2 separate regions of the Homo sapiens genome follow, and region 2 is linked to region 1. Evidence: read pairs that join two places in POLR2A ChIA-PET (ENCODE). Cell type or tissue: Panc1. All regions are shown on one strand. Links, peaks and the distances in the headings refer to the core of each region. The heading gives the core; the rest is flanking DNA. Region 1 overlaps CRPPA (CDP-L-ribitol pyrophosphorylase A). Region 2 holds the start of AGR3 (anterior gradient 3, protein disulphide isomerase family member).

Evidence for each region. ChIA-PET counts read pairs that join two places held together with the same protein. Peaks named below come from ENCODE experiments on the same cell type or tissue, not always from the same donor. Only the 100,000 strongest peaks of a DNase experiment are listed, where the experiment ranks them.
Region 2: POLR2A ChIA-PET joins it to region 1 with 5 read pairs; 1 of 35 experiments calls an interaction of 5 or more read pairs at or near these places.

What each region holds. Positions count from the first base shown.
Region 1 is chr7:16,354,289-16,359,676 of GRCh38, forward strand. The region is part of intron 3 of CRPPA (CDP-L-ribitol pyrophosphorylase A); the gene reads right to left. Among named protein-coding and RNA genes, the nearest start is that of CRPPA, 65 kb to the right of the region's middle. In Panc1, for the core only: no CTCF peak of the experiment used is centred there; no DNase peak of the experiment used is centred there; H3K27ac peaks cover 324 bases.
Region 2 is chr7:16,877,837-16,883,224 of GRCh38, forward strand. It overlaps AGR3 (anterior gradient 3, protein disulphide isomerase family member), which reads right to left and starts at 4,147. Exons shown (of 8, transcript NM_176813.5): 1 at 4,108-4,147; 2 at 674-809. The coding sequence starts at 782. In Panc1, for the core only: no CTCF peak of the experiment used is centred there; no DNase peak of the experiment used is centred there; H3K27ac peaks cover 507 bases.

The DNA.
Region 1 (5,388 bases), core at 249-5,248:
GTAGCTCACTTTTATCACGTTATTCTGCTTTGTATTAGCACCAGAACATGATACAACATGATTTGTAATACGGTTGAAAACAAAGGGCATTTATGCACTCCACAATCAGAATCAGGTATGCAGTAAGTAGACTAGCCTACTTCTAATAAAAGAAAAGTCTGACTTTCTAAAACTCTTAATTCCATTTAATATTTTGTGGTAGGGAACACACAGACTGCACAAAATGATGTAAACTAATCAGCCTAATGAGGCTTTGGACACTAAAAAAATTTTAACTTACAAAGAAACTTGAGATTACTTTAGAAGAGAAAAATAGGAGTTCATTTTAGCTCTTCTGAGCAATGATGGACATAAAATTTTTCCTTGCAGTTTTTATTATTATTATTATTACCCCAAAGACAACTGTGGCTAAGAAAAGGGTGTGTTTCCAAGAAAGGAATTTAGTGTCATTAAACACATATACTTAATGGGAGGTTTCCTGAACCTCCTCACTGAAATGCAGCCATCAGAAAATAATAGAGTTAGTCATCTTTTTTAATATATATTTCAAATACATTTATTCCCCTAAGGCATGTATGTAAAAAACATATTAAACGTTAAAACTAAACAGCAAAGTTAAACCAGAAAGATGAAAACCACACAAATAAAGGTAGACAATATGCTATAAAAATGTACAGCCAAATATACTCCCAACTAATCAGCAAGAAAATATTCTTTAACCTTTTCATATTAAGTAACCAAACCTAATCAAAAAGATATTTACATGAGTAACTGTATCTTTTATAAGCAAGTATCAAAATGTATCAAAATAAAGCATGTCCATGTCGTAAGAATCAACTTCAAGAAACCTAACAGGTATTGTAATCCGACTAACTTATCTTGTTTTTGCCATTTAATATATATTAACCTCATGTAACTACCTTCTTAACTAAAAATGGGAATATCACTTACCAATCACTATTGCTTCTACTGAGTGGATACTCAATGAACTAGTTTCCCTTTCCCTTGGCATAAATCAAGAATATCTCTTTAAAAGCAACTGTTTCTTCTCCATCATAATTTAAGACATCATTACAGTGATTGACCCGGCAAATGTCTTCACCGCTACAACTCATCATGTACTTTAACTGCATCATTCCATCAGTACAGTCTGTTCTGGTTGTTCATATCTCATGCCTATTGCGCTCATGTAACCAAATGACCATTGGATGTCTTTTCAGTCTCTACTCGATGCTTTCTGGATAATCATTACTTTACCCAGCCCTTTACTTGTTTCTCAAAGTCAGAGTTAGAAAGTGTTTTAGTCCAAACTCCTCAGTTACAGGTATGGAAGTAGTCCCAAAGAAATTAAAGTCTGTGACCATTACTGCTTAAGACCACTTAGCTAGAAACAAAAGGTAGCCATGTTGGACTCCCAACATCCTCATTTGTTCTGGCATCTACCAACACTGACTGATAGAACAGGCTTGAACTAGAGTGGTTTGGGTGTTGAGATAGCAGGGTGGCAAGGCAGGTTATCCTAGCAAAGGGGCCGCCCACCAGCACAGTGACTTGAGTAGGCATCTGCTGATGGTTCTCATTCATTATTACAGTATAAAGATCTGTGTTCACTGATTACCCCATATCACTGCAAGCTCTTCACTACTGTAAGTAATTGTAAAAGATCAGATGATTTGATCGGTGATAGTAGTGACAATACCTTTTTACTAGTTTGACAACTTACATGCCCTAGCTAAGCTAAGTAACGAAGCATAAGTGGAACTGGAAAAAAAAAAATTACAGAGAAAAATTCTAGAATGCTTTCAAATTTATCCCAAAATCATGAAAAAAAAATGTATGTTTATAAACTTATCTAAAAGTATCTACATAGAAATACTTTACTAGGCACTGAACAAGTTAAGCCAAACAATAAAATTATTAACATGTAAGTTGTGTTAATTTTTCTATCTCTACATACTTCCTTCTCAACAACCCAGCAAGGAAGGTACTACCTTCTTTCTTGGGTAAAATACCACAACTCAGAAATATAGCACATCAACAACAATAAATAAACTCAAAGCTGTCTGATTCCACATTTCCTGCTCTTATAATGACTGTGGTGTATTAAAGATAGCCACAAATGCTCTTGGAGGTGGGGGAGTATCTGGTTTTCCTCTTTTTAAACACAGGCTGGCCTCTGACTGCTCTGCTTTATGTGGTACAAAAGCAGTGATGATGTCTGTCTGAGGTCCGGCTCAGGCTATAAGGAGACAGGCAGCTTCTACTTTGTTCTCTTTGAACGCTGCATAAAGTTCCCCAATTCATTTTTCAACCTGCTGTTAATCACAGCCAATAGAGACTACATTTCATATTCAGGATATTTTTCAGTTCTGGGATTGCCATTTTTTACCCTTTCCACATCTGTCTTAAATTTCCTCATACATTATCTCAACCTTTTCCTGTAGATTCATCATAGTTATTTTAAACTACTCTGCCATTTCCAACATCTGGGTCCTTTTCTATTGACCTATTTTCTTAACATGAGTCACAATATTTAGTAAGTTTTAACTACATACTGAGCACTGTAAATGATGTTTTACATTTAGAGATTCTGTTAACTTTCTCTGAAGGATGTTGAGTGTGTCCTGAGAAGTGGTCTTCACTCCTAAAATGTGGTTCTCTGGGATATCAATGAAAAGCCAAAGATGTTTATCAAACTCCTATTAATATAGCAGGATTTGAACTCCAAACTGTTTCTCCTCCACCTCAGCAACTGCTGAAGTATCTGTTTTTCTCTTTCCATCTTCCTATGGGAGCTGGATGCTTTCCCATGGGTCCCTCAGGATATCGCCCCCTGTGTACACAGTTCAGGAGTCAGCAAAGCCTTTAGGGGATATTTATTTATTTATTTATTTATTTATTTATTTTTGAGACAGAGTCTCGCTCTACCACCCAGGCTAGAGTGCAGAGGCACAATCTCTGCTCACTGCAACCGCCAACTCTCGGGTTTAGGAGATTCTCATGCCTCAGCCTCCCAAGTAGCTGGAATTACAGGTGCATACCACCATGCCTGGCTAATTTTTGTAGTTTTAGTGGATACAGGATTTTACCATGTTGGCCAATCTGGTCTCAAACTCCTGACCCTCAAGTGATCTGCCCTTCTTGGCCTCCCAAAGTGCTGGTATTACAGGCATGAGCCACCATCCCTGGTCAGCTTTAGGTGATTTTATAGATGTGTGCAGCCGCCCTCCTCTGTGGCTCCACTATTCTAGGATATCCCCCTCAATTCCCCGCTACCTTGGCAGCTGCAAGCTCCTACTTCACAGGACAAAAAGATAGTAGCTGTCTGCCTTGTCACTACAGGAACTGGGAAATGACCTCAGGAGAAAAGCTATCATTCAGCATTCAGTCAAGAGTCATAAACGCCACAATAATCTCAACAGGAAAGATTTCATATAAGGTGTTAACTATGGTAGTTTTATTACTAAGAAGGAATAAGACAGAACTCAGAGATACCCGAAGTCTGAGGGGGAGTACCCAATGAAGGAACATACCCTCTCCATATCTGAGCTGCAGCCCACCGGATGGCAGGGAAGTTTCATGGCTTGAGGTGGGCCAGAGTTGGTGCGTGGTCAGCAGGCCAAGGCTGTGTCAGAAACCGCAAATGCCTGGCAACCTGGGAGTCCCCGAATGGATGGCCAAGGAGCCTGAGGCTGAACACAGAATGACAGACTGGCCTGACAAGCTGGAAGTATACTGCTGGGGTACCAGCAAAATGAGGCTGGCAGGCACAGAGCCATAGGCCAGGACTGGCATGCAGGAAAATCTCCATGAGGGTTTACACAGGCAGAAGCTGGCAGGCAGAGAACAGCAGGCCAGACTGGCAGAGAAAACCTGCTAGAGAGTAAACACCACCGAGTGCCACACACATGGCCATGGCAGCTGTGGAGCCAGCAGGGATGGAAACATGCCAGAATCAGGAACAGAAGCCCCCTCCTCCCACAGCATCCCTTTGGCACCCTCCAGTGATGAAGCTTAAAAGATGTCTTAAGCAAGGGAGATGTTTACAGGGTCCAGCAGACAATGACGGGTGGATTTGGAGCTGGGAAGCGATTAAGTGGTACAATATATAAAGGTAGCTCTTACCCAGTACAATTACCTTTCACGGGCTAAATCCCTTCTGATTTTTGCCTATTTTTACTCTTCACTGCCTTTATACAAATAGGTCAAATCTATCCTGCCACCCCCATTCACCCCATCCACAAAATATATATCACAGTTTATAATTTGTATCCAGAGGGTTGGGCATGCTATTCTGTCATTACTAGGAATCAAAAACCTTGAGTGATGACTTGACACAGAATCTGAAGAATACTATAAGCAGAAAACTCCCACTATTTCACATTTCAGAGTAACTACTTGAGGCAAATGTACAGGTATCTTGGCATTCAACAGTATAAATTCCACTTGTCCAAAATATTCTGAAAAAAACTGCTTTCTACTAGTTCTAAAAAATGAAGAAATTGATTAATGTCAAAAGCATTCAAAATGACTCTTCTAAATTGTCCATACAATGCAAAATTACATCTTTAGCTCCCAAACTGAAACATCAAGTTTTTTCAAGATATTAATGCCCACAAAGAATGTCAGTAAAATGACAACTTTGAAATAATGTAAAGAAAAAAATAGATTTTTATTTGTTAAATCCATAATGTCTAAGTTCTTGTTGAAGGGCATGTAATTTTGTAGTGTATGAATGCAACAAAACTATTTCAGACCTGACTAATTTCTACAAAAGTAGTTAATGAAAATGCTTGCTTTAATATTAGTAGTTAATAACCTTGATGTTGTGTTTTTGGTTTGTGTTTTTTTGAGACAGAGTCTCCCTCTGTCACCCAAGCTGGAGTGCAGTGGTGCAATCATAGCTCACTGTAACCTAGAACTCCTTGGCTCAAGGTGATCCTCTGCCTCAGCCTCCCTCTTGAGTAGCTGGGAGCACCACCACACCCAGCTAATGGAAGTTTTTCATTTTAAATTTCATTTCTGCCCCCTAAATAATGGCATCATTACTAGTACACATGTAATTCACAGCGTGATCACAAGTACTGTCGTCATTGAATTGCTTGGTAGTCAACAGTTGTCATCGTTGGAAGAATGTCAGAGCATTGCCTGGATACTGGTGTGCATAGCTCTTGCTATATACATGTAGCCAGCAGTTTTAACTGTCTGTTATGTCTAATTCTTTACTGTCCATCTGTGTCACTTCTCAACTTCGTTCTAACTTTTGTCCCCTCCTGACCATCCTCCAGAAGTGAGAACCTAATTTAAGATGCAGATTCTTAAAGATTACGATATGCCTTTCAGTTAATTTTTATTTACTCAGGAGAGGGAGCCTCCCTTGCCAAAGTC
Region 2 (5,388 bases), core at 201-5,200, 520 kb after region 1:
TGGGTGACAGAGCAAGACTCCGTCTCAAAAAAAAAAAAAAAGAGAGAATTTTTTTTAATAAAATGTTTCTTTACAGATGAATATATATTTGTTTCTTGGGCCAAGTAAAACAGTAAGTACAAAAAGAAATGTTTCTAAACATGTAGCCACCGGCAATCCTTGATTATGTCTAAAACCACTGTCTTCCAGAGTCAATATAGCAAAGACTTAGTTACCCCGAATTCTCAGAGTTTGGGGTATAGTATAATTTTCTGGGAAGGCTTATATAAAATTATTCCAATTTTTTTTTTTTTGGAGGACTGGGAAATAGAGGACTGGGAATTTGAGCAAATTTTGAGGAATCTTAAATTGCTATTAGGACACCAATATGACGCAGCAATCAATCATTATTTTCTAGGACTCTGGTTACCAAAGTTATAGACAGCGAGCCAATTCTCCATTATTTTGGCAAAAGATAATGCAAATTTATGTTATTGTTTGCTAGTTGATTTGATTCACTGCCTAAAATAAACTGATTCCTTCTGTTTTAAAAAATCCATTTTGAAGTCACACACAACAAAAATCATTCAGTTAGTTGAATTTGCTTTATAATTAGACTATGAGTGAAGACACCAGATATTTTAAAAAGCAATCCAAATGACTGAGTTTAGAAAATAAAATGAGATTACAGCACCTCTTGAGAGTGTCTGAGGAGGCCTCTTTTCCTTTTTTATTGCAATGGCAAGGTTGGAAGAAACTGTGACGAGTAAGAGGCAGAGACCCAAAGCTGAGTGTAGCATCATGTCTTCTAGAGACTCTCTCAGAAGAAGCTAGATGACAGAAAGGAATTCTCAGAATCCAGTGAATTACTTCAAGCTATTATTAGAAGATATTTGCTAAGAGTTGGACCAATACTGTGATGACAGACTGTTCAGCTTTTTTGGTTTGACATGGTATAACCAACCACATAGAACTTTCATTCACATTTTATTTTTAAAATACTTAATCAACTCAGTACATGCTCAGTTGGTGAGAAGTCATGTTCTGAGCCTCCTGGGCATGGTGCTGTATAATTAAAAAAGAGCTGGATCAGGGCACACGAAGCCTGCTTCTGAACCGCCCTGTAGTGTTCACACCAACAAGACGAAACTCAAATAAGATCATGTTGTTTGATGTCTTGTAAACTATGAAGTGACTTTTAGCATGCAGAAATATTCTTTGCCTTTTGATTCTCCTTCATCTAATAGGTCAAAATATTTTAACTCTATACTAAGATAAGATTATACATGAATAAATATTGCTTAAAATAGAAATCAGAGGAAAAATAGAATATGGAGGATTCTTGTCCTTCAGTTCCTTTATAGTTTCTTACCTTTCTCATCCTTCCAACAATTACTCAGACTTTTGCCCTTCAGTTTATGATACAGCTCTTTATAAAAATCAAGTACTATCATATTACTATAAATTAGACATATGTATAGAGAAGAATAGACTGTCATGATTACATTCTCTCCTGGTTAGCTAGAATTCAAACTGATTCTTAACTCAATGTGCATCTTTTATACTTTGCACGTTAAGATAAAAACTGAAGTCCAAAGTTGGGCCTGATCTGGTCATAAACCACTTGATAAATATATTACAGGAAGTCTTTAATACTTGTGAGATGTTTAGTTACAGCATTAGCATATAAAACTGATTTGAAAATGGTTGACTCATGCAGTTTTGAAACTTTACCTCAAAATATAAAATAAATATACAGACATCATTCACATTGATTTGAAGTTCCTTTAAGACGTCTTTCCTATTGGCTTACATTATTTAGTATTGAACTCATCACCAAAATAGTAAAATTTCCTTAGCCAAAATGGCTAGTGACTGATTCTTTAGTGATTCTGTTCAAACAAAGATGTTGCTATATTTTATTGTAGTAGGCATTGTGGAAAATGAAAAGATATATAAGACACAATGTTTTGGCATTGGTAAAACATTTGGCAATTTTAATCACCTAGTTATTGTAAAGTAGCAACCGCAGTCGTGGAGGAGAACAACAATTTGGTGGTAAAGAAGTTTACAGATTCTAGATTTCTCCAGACATTTCCTCATTCCTCCCATTATACTGTTTTCCCCTTCCCAGTGGTGTATCTATTGCAGCCCCTCTATGGACTGAAAATAGTTACCACTCCAGGTTAACCTTACTTTATTTCCCTCCCTAATCCCCAGTTGTCCCTCCCTCCTTCCCTTCCCCTTCCTTCCTTCCCCTTCCTTCTTTCCCCTTCCTTCCTTCCTTCCTTCTTTCCTTCCTTCCTTCCTTCCTCTTTCTCTCTCTCTTTCTTTCTTTTCTTTCTCTCTCCTTTCTTTCTTTTTTTTTTTTTTTTGCTCTTGTCACCCAGGCTGGAGTGCAGTGGGGCCATCTCCACTCACTGCAACCTCCGCCTCCCAGGTTCAAGCGATTCTCCTGCCTCAGCTTCCCAAGTACGTGGGACTACAGGTGTCCACCATCATGCCCGGCTAATTTTTGTATTTTTAGTAGAGATGGGGTTTCACCATGTTGGCCAGGCTGATCTCAAACTCCTGACCTCAAATGATCCAACTGCTTCGGCCTCCCAAAGTGCTGGGATTACAAGGGTGAGCTACATCGCCCGGACTCCTTTCCTCTCCCCTCCTTTCCCCTCCTTTCCCCTCCTTTCCCCTCCTCTTTCCCCTCCTCTCCCCTCCCCTCCCCTCCCCTCCTCTCCCCTCCTTTCCCCTCCTTTCCCCTCCTCTCCCCTCCTTTCCCCTCCTTTCCTGTCCTTTCTTTCCAGGCATATAAAAACCCTGTTAAACAATTATCACGGTGCCTGATAAGAATTTCAGTTTAAGTTCTCATAACTTATTAAACCATAAAACATTTCAGAATGTCATCTTGTACCTTAAGGCCTTGGTCATCTTGTACTTTAAAGACTGAAACAAATACAGGGTGGATTTTAGTACAGGACAGGGACAGTTGACTCTGGAACACAAAGCTCAACCCAGGGAAGGCAGCCTTAGTTAGACAGGTTGGGAGTTGCAGTGGAGGAACTAAAGCAACCACCTAGGACAGGATCTTAACCTGGATCCAGCAGGCTTCTAGAAGGCCTGTGGCTGAGCTACAGAAGGCTCAAAACCCCTGGAAATTGTGTGCAAAATTTTATCTGCCTCTGTTCCTTTTCCGTGGGAATAGGGTCCAAAACGTCATTAAAATTCTTCCAGGGATCTTGGATATAAAGAAGAGTTAAGAAAAGTCAATCTGGAAGGAATCTTTAGAAAGATTTTTCTATGTTAGCTACAGAGACAAGCAGGTGGAATCTGCATTTTAAAAAAGAAAAAGCATAACCTCATCATTTTTGCTATTTTAAAGCTGCGAAGCTTAGAGTTAAGCGGGAACCATTTTTTCTTTAAAATTTCAAGTCTTTATGTATTATTGTCAAATACTTTCTAATTAAAAAATAAAAATCTTGGTTTTCTGGTTTTACATTGATAAATTATAAAATAGATATTAAATATATTCTGTGACAAAGCAGTACAACTTGTACACTGTAGATTTTGAATAAATAACGCTTTCCTTGGTAAAATATAGTGTAAACTGCTGAGGGTCCTTTAGTATCAGTTGCAAGGTTAAGCTACTTGGGGGAACACAGATAAATGTGGCATGGTTACAGGCCTACAGCAGCTTAAAATGCATTTGGGAGGCACATAACCATATGTCAGCAATTAGATTGTATAAACATTGGTCAATTAGCATTTTATGACATTAGTATTTTATTTTTCAAAAGTAATTTAACGTAAGTAACTGATATTATAAGTTCCTATATTTTAAAATAAAACAAGACTTAAAAGAATATAAAGAAGAGCTATCATTACTTGTAGAATACTTTTCAAAGAGTCGTTTTTGTGGTTGACGTCAATTTATTCTAATACCATTAATATAAATAGAGATAAAACTATGAAACCAGCAAAGGAAATCCAGTTCAGTAAAAGAAGAAAAATAAAAATTCATTTCACTTTCCTACCCTTTACTGAAAGCTTCACTTTTAAATAGCAAAAGGTGATTATTTAAATATAGCAAAGCTTGACCACTGATTAAGTAATCTGGAAAATTTGCTTGCTTACCTGACTTGGCCAGTGCTCTTGTTGGAAATGTATTCTGGATGTTTCTGGTTAAAAATGGGTGTGGATTTATAGACACACACACACACACCTGACCTACAACCTCACCTGCATAGAAACAAGAGCATAGTTACCGGAAAACAAACTTAGAAAAATAGGCTGGTCTGAAAAACTCTGTACTTCTTTCCAGTTCTCATGCTTCTCACACTAAAAAAGCTCTATTCTTTTTCTCTAAATTAAGATTGAATGTCCTCATAAAATAAGGTCAAATACCATCTTTGTGCTTCTTTCTCTTTTACCTTTTATTTCCCAAGGTAGTTTAATGTTTGGCTGAAGTTCAGCACAAAAAAAAAAAAGAAAAGGAAGAAAGAAAACGGAATGAATTTAAGAACTGTGTGCATGCCATTGTTCAAATAGAAATTCCTAAGGGTTACTCTGTTTACAGGAATATAATTAACAGCTAAAGAGATTGGGTCCTTTTTTTTTTGAGAGAGAAGGAAATAAAAATTCTGTTTTAAAGTTGAACATTTTCATAATTTGATTATTCTTTACAATTTTTCTATAAAACCTTTACTGCACAAAAAATTAGAAAAACAGGCCATTAGATAAGTTTAAATTTATCTAATAGTTAGATACTGTTGAATTAATTGAGAGTAATTATTTAATTACTGTTAAAATAACGTAAGGCAGTGTGTCATCAAATTTGGCATACCTGTTTTTTGTACAGCCCAGGAAACAGGAACGGTTTTGACATTTTTAAACGGTTGGGGAAAAAAACCCAAAAGAATCATATTTTGTGACATGTGAAAGTTATATGAAATTCAATTTCAGTGTCCTTAAGTAGAGAGAGATGTGGCGGATGGCATGCAGCCATGTGCATTTGCTTACTAGTGTCTATGGCTACTTTTGCACTGCAACAGCAAAGTCCGGTACAGTCCAGGACAGTGGATACCAAAATCTGTGCACACTCAAAGTCCCATATCTGGCCCTGCGTAACCCACAGATATGAAAAGTTGGTCCTCCGCATATGCAGGTTTGGCATCCCGTGAACACAGTATTTTTGATCCACTTTTGGTTGTGGATACAGAACTTGCCCATATGAAGGAATATATTAAAAAAAAATCCTTCTCTAAGTGAACCCACACAATTCAAATCTATGTTGTTTAAGGGTCAACTGTGCTTGTGACAGGGACTGTATGATCTGCAAAACCTAAAATATTTACTATCTTTAGTAAATGTTTACAGAAAATGTTTGTTGAACCTTAATCCAGGGTATTGTTTATA